2 separate regions of the Homo sapiens genome follow, and region 2 is linked to region 1. The links are chromatin contacts, found by Hi-C or POLR2A ChIA-PET in ENCODE. All regions are on one chromosome and are shown on one strand. Each heading gives the region's core, a stretch centred on a gene start or an enhancer-like site at or near the end of the contact. The rest is flanking DNA. Distances are from core to core; before and after follow the strand shown. Region 1 holds the start of DUT-AS1 (DUT antisense RNA 1). Region 2 holds the start of ZNF280D (zinc finger protein 280D).

What was found. A loop is a pair of places that touch in the nucleus more often than their neighbours do. ChIA-PET counts read pairs that join two places held with the same protein, here RNA polymerase II (POLR2A). Pooled maps may share reads with other maps.
Region 2: a loop to region 1 is called in a map of naive thymus-derived CD4-positive, alpha-beta T cell, with 15 times the contacts of the local background. The contact joins the promoter of ZNF280D here to the promoter of DUT-AS1 in region 1. A Hi-C loop is called at or near these places in 1 of 168 maps with a recorded cell type or tissue (naive thymus-derived CD4-positive, alpha-beta T cell) and 3 of 50 pooled maps. POLR2A ChIA-PET finds 5 or more read pairs at or near these places in 1 of 52 experiments (AG04450).

What each region holds. Positions count from the first base shown.
Region 1 is chr15:48,330,319-48,333,282 of GRCh38, reverse strand. DUT-AS1 (DUT antisense RNA 1) reads left to right here and starts at 1,427. Exons shown (of 3, transcript NR_186809.1): 1 at 1,427-1,720. It overlaps DUT (deoxyuridine triphosphatase), which reads right to left and starts at 1,854. Exons shown (of 7, transcript NM_001025248.2): 1 at 1,488-1,854; 2 at 877-1,015. The coding sequence starts at 1,767. RefSeq lists enhancers at 1,077-1,371, 1,295-1,819, 1,820-2,346 and silencers at 1,077-1,371, 1,422-1,631.
Region 2 is chr15:56,732,071-56,735,034 of GRCh38, reverse strand. It overlaps ZNF280D (zinc finger protein 280D), which reads left to right and starts at 1,526. Exons shown (of 22, transcript NM_017661.4): 1 at 1,526-1,577. RefSeq lists a silencer at 1,507-1,776.

The DNA of each region.
Region 1 (2,964 bases), core at 178-2,677:
CCTTTTTTTTCTGTTGCTATCATCAGGCACTACTTTCTCTTCTCCTGTGCTTAGACTAATAGTTCTCATGTTTGAATTATCTGAGATACTTTAAAATAAATCCCAATGCTTGGGATTTAGTATAAAATCTCCTTCCCTCTCAGCATTACTTTTCTCCTACCTTAATGGTTCTAAGAACTGGGCACAGTAGTCAGATGAAAAAAAAAAAGCCCAAAATTCGGGATAAAAAATTATATCATCTTCAAGCCTCTGGGGAAATCAATTCAGCTCTTCACAAACTCCTGCCTGTGTAAAAAGTAACACTTATCTAGTTAAGGATTGTTGTGAGGACTAAATACAACAGCATACGGAAAGTTTTTAGTACAGGTAAAACGTGCTGTAGAGATGAAAGTGTGGTAGATTACAGGCAGCTCTGCCTTTCGTTTTCAGATGCCTTCTCAAATTCCGCCCTGGGCCGGATGAATGTATAGAAAATAACTTTTTAAGGCAGATGCATCTTCGTTCATCCTTCTTAGGTATTTTCACGCTCACATCTAGGCTCTCACCTTGGTTTTTCTATTGAGCACAGCATCACCCTCGGGCCACTCGAAAGCCACCATGGGCCTTCCTCTCTATCTTCTATTTAGGAAGGGCACAATAAACGTTGCAAAGTAACGCCTTGCTAGACACCGTATAGCTATTTTACTTATTCTGCAGTCTTTGCCCAAATCTCTATTTAATTTATGCCAAAGATGAAAGCTAAAATTTTAAACACGAAAAAGGCAGAAATCCTATTTATAGCTAGTGTGTTCCTGTGATCTCTCCGGTGACTGTTTCTAGCTGTGGCAGCGGACGGCCGGCCCTTCCCAGCCTCCTCGCCGGCAGGTCCCCGCTCACCTGTACAGGTCGTAGCCCGCGGCGCGCGCGGAGCCCCGGGTGGGGGCCGTGGCGTGCTCGGAGAGCCGGGCAAAGCGGAGCTGCATGCCGCCCACCTCCGCAGGCCGGGCCCGCTTACTGGGTGAAATGGCGGGTGTCTCTTCAGAGCAGGGCATGGCAGAGCCAGAAGGCGAGCGAGGAGACCACCGGGGGAAGAGGAGAGCGCACGATGAGCGTCGCCGCAGGGAGCGCGCCAAAACCGAAATTTCCCGCCAGCCCCGCCCCACCCACCGCCCCTCCCCGGGACGAGTCCACAGTTCTGGCTGAGAGGGGAGGCGGGATTCACATTTTGGGTTTGAAGCCCTTCTCGGAAAGCAGGTTTGGGATGGGAAACTACTGGGTCCCAGTCAACTTTCCACATTCAGCGCGTGGGGCCAACTTTGAAGGGGAGCTTCTAGGGCGTCGCCCTCACACACTAGAAAGCCGCCCCCTCGCCAGGGGACCCTAATGGACCACCCCACCCCCCCCGCCCCCCGCGCGCAGAAGGACCGCTCGCCACCCTACTTCCCCCACAGCCTCAAGCCGCGTGGATTCCTTCCAGACGGCCGGAGCCCCTCCCCCGCCTTTCCTACCCGGCCCCGGCGCCGGGCTTCCCCCCGCCTTAGGAAGCTCGCCCTTCCAGCCAGCGGCCCCGACTGTACTGGCTCCGCGGCAGCCTTGGCTCAGGCGGCCAGCGCTGGACAGCGGCCGGGGAATCCCGTGCTGCGCGGCGCGGCCGAGGGGCGGGCCTGGCCCGGAGAGTACCGCGGCTTCGGCCCTCTGCCGTGCGCCTCGCGCGTTTTGCATCGCTGAGCGAAGCAGAGACGTAAGGAAATGGTAGCAGAGCGCGGGGCGAGGGCAGAGGGGAGTCATTTCCCCCAGAGTTTGGGCTGGTTGGGTCCTCGGCACCTCCGGACGTGCGCCAGGCTTCCACCCTGAAGACGCGCCCGTCCTGGGAACATGACCTCGGAAGCAGTCGCAGCCGCCGCCGGACGAGGGGCGTGGAGAGGCGGTGCCCCGGCAGCCCAGGGATGGCGCAGGCCCTGGGGCCCCAGGAAGACGGCGCCGTTGGCGTCTTGAGTCTTGCTGCCGCCTCTGGCTGCCTAGCCCTCTTGCTTTCGCTCTTCTTGTTTGCTCTGGCCCCCATTTTTCCGAGAGTGTACGCCAGGCCCGGGCCCTGCTCCTGGACTGATTTACCTGGGGCGGCACCGCCCGCAGCCATGACTCCCGGGCTCTGAGTTTAGCGGCGCCCTAAGCGCCGGAACCGCATCTCGGCGCCGGTGACAGTTATTGCGCCCGGGGCCGCTCCCCAAGCTGTGGGCAAGACACCGCGCCCGATTTCCTTTCAGCACCGAGTGTCAGACGTTGTAGTGTTTATTCGACCGGAGGCAGGGAGGGCGCTACTATCCTATCACAGGTTTGGGATAACCCAACAGAAACGCAGTGGGAACCCCTTGGCTAGGAGTCGAACAAGGATCCCGGGTCGTGGTAGTATAGTTTACAGTGGGGGATAAAGCAGTAACTTTCTAGATAGTTGTTAATAATTTTTTCTGAGCTGCAAGTATCTCCTTATTTCTCACAAAAATCTGCGAGCTGAATTGAATGGTTTTGAATTTTCAAAATTAAAAAAGCTGTGGGGCAGTTTTAGAGTATTATTGGGGAAATTTTACATTCGTTGCTATGCCTTTCCATACAGGCCCCCCCTTTTCGGTCTCCTTAACTGGTTCGTCTTCGTAGTTGGAATTCCTTTGCATGAGGCTATGGAATATACACTACCTTCTCTGGACGTTAACTATTAGCTACAGCTTGAGGACTCCCAAATTTATGCCTTTAGCAACACGATCCGAGCCCTGCAACTTTTCGACCTCATTTTGAGCCAACATTATTTTGCTCCCTTATTTTGTTGAAGTACTTTCTCCAGTTATTTACTTAAAATGTTCACATGAGAGACATACTATTTGATTCCTTGCTTGTACTAAGATGTAATGATTGTAACGACTTCATTTTCCTAGACCCAGATAAAAGTCTCGCTTCATTCATGAAACTTTTTACAATCAGTAGTGACCTCTG
Region 2 (2,964 bases), core at 277-2,776, 8.4 Mb before region 1:
AGCTGGGTAGATGATCCCAGGCCCATGTGGGAGAAGGATAGGTCATGGTTACCTCCAAGTACACCAGATCTGTAGGAGTGATCCAGGTGGTCTTTGGGGAAGATTAATTTGGGGGCAGTAATCAATATGGAGACTACAGTAATGATAAACACTTGAGAAAAACTGGGGAAAGCCAGATGAGAGAGAAGAAACTGAATTCGAATAGGAAGATGAATTAGCAAGATTCAGTGATTGAACAGGGTGTCTGTTATGGATCCTAACAGGCAAGATTTCAAGTCTTGGTCACTCACAAGCTGCACCAGTAATGCCATTGCTCTTGAGAAGACAATCAGTTTAGGAAACTTTCCTTACAGATCAGAATACAACCTTTAGCAAGTATTTACGCAAGCAGTATCTTGGCAAGTGTTCTTCTTGTAAATTTCTTATACTTCTCGTTGTCAAACTTTAAAAAATGCTATTACAGGTTAATATGCAGATGGCAGAGTTAGGAATTAGAGTGTGCAAGTTAATCATTCTAATTGGGTCACTCTTGTCATAGCCAACTAAAAGAATGGAGAAGCCAGTGCTGGGGGAAGCCCTCAGGGCACATAACATTGCTCTAAGAATGGAATTCTCAGCAAGCCTGGCTGCTGAAACCGCCTGCTGTAACCTGAAACAGGTTTTATCTTCAGGTTTTAGCTTCTCAAAGAACCTGCTGCAGCTGTAGGGCAAGCTTTACCAAGCCCCTTCCCTCACCAGTCAGAACTAACCAGCTACCCAAAACTTTACTAAATGTCAACGAACTTTCTAGAAAAACAATAGATAACTTTTTTTAAAAAATAAAACCCCCTAACTCCTCTTTGTTCTTCTGACATACTGAAGACCACCCTGTATGTGTAAATAACCTGAACTTGCAATTCCTGTGTCCCAAATAAAACGCTAAATGTACAGATTCGTCTCTTCGTATTTGACCTCGACAGGGAACGCAAGCAAAACCACACATTTAAAACAGACTTGGTAAAATCAGCTCGTTATTTAAAGAAACGGACGATTCCTTTTTCTCTCCTGGTTTAGTCTTCGACCCACAGGCCCCTTGCTTCTTTCGAACGGCGGCTGTATCCCATGACCTTTTCACTTTCCAAGCCAACGGACTGGGGGTCGTTACACACGCGGAGGGCCCGGAACGCACGGCTCCTCGCCTGCAAATTCCGAGCAGTCCGGATTTTGGGGCTGCCTCCCGGCCACACCAGCCAGCAGCTCGCACCCACATGGAGGCAGGGCCCTGGCCCTCGCCCCGGACCGGCGCGTGGCGGGGCGCGTGGGTCTTCGAGGGCCCGCGACGCGGCGCACATGCCGGTGCCCGCCTCCCGCGTCGGCGAGAAGACAGGGAGCTCGGACACGGGGAGGCTGACCCGGAGCCTACCCATGAGGCAGCGCGCCGGCTGCACGAGAGCCCCCCCCTTTCCACGGCTCGGCTGCCAGCTCCGCAATGGGAGCCGCCGCCGTCGCCGCAGTGTAGTTTTTCGTGCTCCTCCTTTTCCTCCTCCTCTTTCTCCTCCTCCTCAGGGCTCCAGTCAGGCCGATCCGCTCCGCTCACGGTAAGCGCCCCCCCGCCCCCGCCCGCCCTGCGCTGCAGCAGGCAGAGGCCCTCCCGCGCGGCCTGCGCCGCCTCACTCCGGGGGCGCTGGACTGGGGGTCTTGAGGCCGGCGCGGGTCGTCGGGAGCGCCCAGAGCGCGGGGGAGGAGACCGGCTGCGCGGCGGCGGCCGGACCGCCATCTTGCGTCGGCCCAGGCGGGGGAGGAGGTATCCCGGCGCGACGCGGCAGCCGCCTCGGCTGCTGCAGGCCTGGGCCGCGCAGGCCTTCGCCTTCTGCTCCTCCGCCACCTCCTCTCCCAGGCGTGTGCGCCTGTTTGTCCCCAGCCTGGTTTTGGCTTTTCTCTCTGGAGGCAACTCCCTTTGGTACATTTTGTGCCGATGTTTGGCCAAGACCCATGGTCCTCACACCACAGCCCACCCCCGTGTCTCTTCAGTCGTAGGAAAGGAGACCAAAGGGGATTCGGGATTTGCAGGCACAGGGCCCCTCATTTTGCCCAGATGACCGGTCGTTCCACGTTTGCACCCTCATTTTTGTCAAAGAGACCTCCCCTCCTCTGCCATAGAATTCCCGTTATTGTCTACAGAAGAAGGGCCCTGAGGAGAAACGTGGAGTTGGAGACAAAATTTTCTGAGCTTTGCAAGGTTCACTTACTGAGACGGAAAGAATGATCTCACTCTGAGGTTTTAGCCTGCTCCAGCGATGGAAGGAATTCCTCCCAACTTATCGCAAGTTTTAACGCTTTTAAGGAGAAATCTGCTGGAGAGGAAAAACGTCAAGGTGAACCCGCTTCTGCAAGCACGGGAGACCTTTGGCCAAAGGCCTTTGTTTGCGAAGATTTGTTAAAAAAAAAAAAATCTGTCATCTTAAATATTTGGCTTTATTTTCAGGTTTGGACAGAATTTGTCTTTTTTAGTGCCATGAAACATAAAATGGAACGCTAGAAGGACAGTTTTAAAGCACAAAAGCTGCCTCTTAGCATCTGTAAGGTGTCCTGCTTTGGGGGACTGCTGTGCCAACTCCAGCTGTCTCCACGCAGAAACTTAACCAGGGAAGGCACTGGTTTGCTTATACCATTGTTAGGGCTGTGTGCCTCTGATGTTTTAACATCACTACAAATACTGTTGTAATTGTGTCTTGCTTTTGTGCCTTTCATTGATAACCCCTGATTTGTATCTCTTAGCCCCTTTTGAAGTGGTCTGGGTTGCTGGAATCATTTTGCAGGCGAGGAAACAGAGCCTCAGGGAGAGGACTTTAATGAGGTCACTGACTAGGAAGAGCCAAGGCCAATTATATTAATAGAACCTTAGGTCTTCTGACTCCTTCTCCGGTGCTCAACTCTAGTATATACCATTTTTGTGGGAATGAGGTAGATGAGAATAGGCAAGGA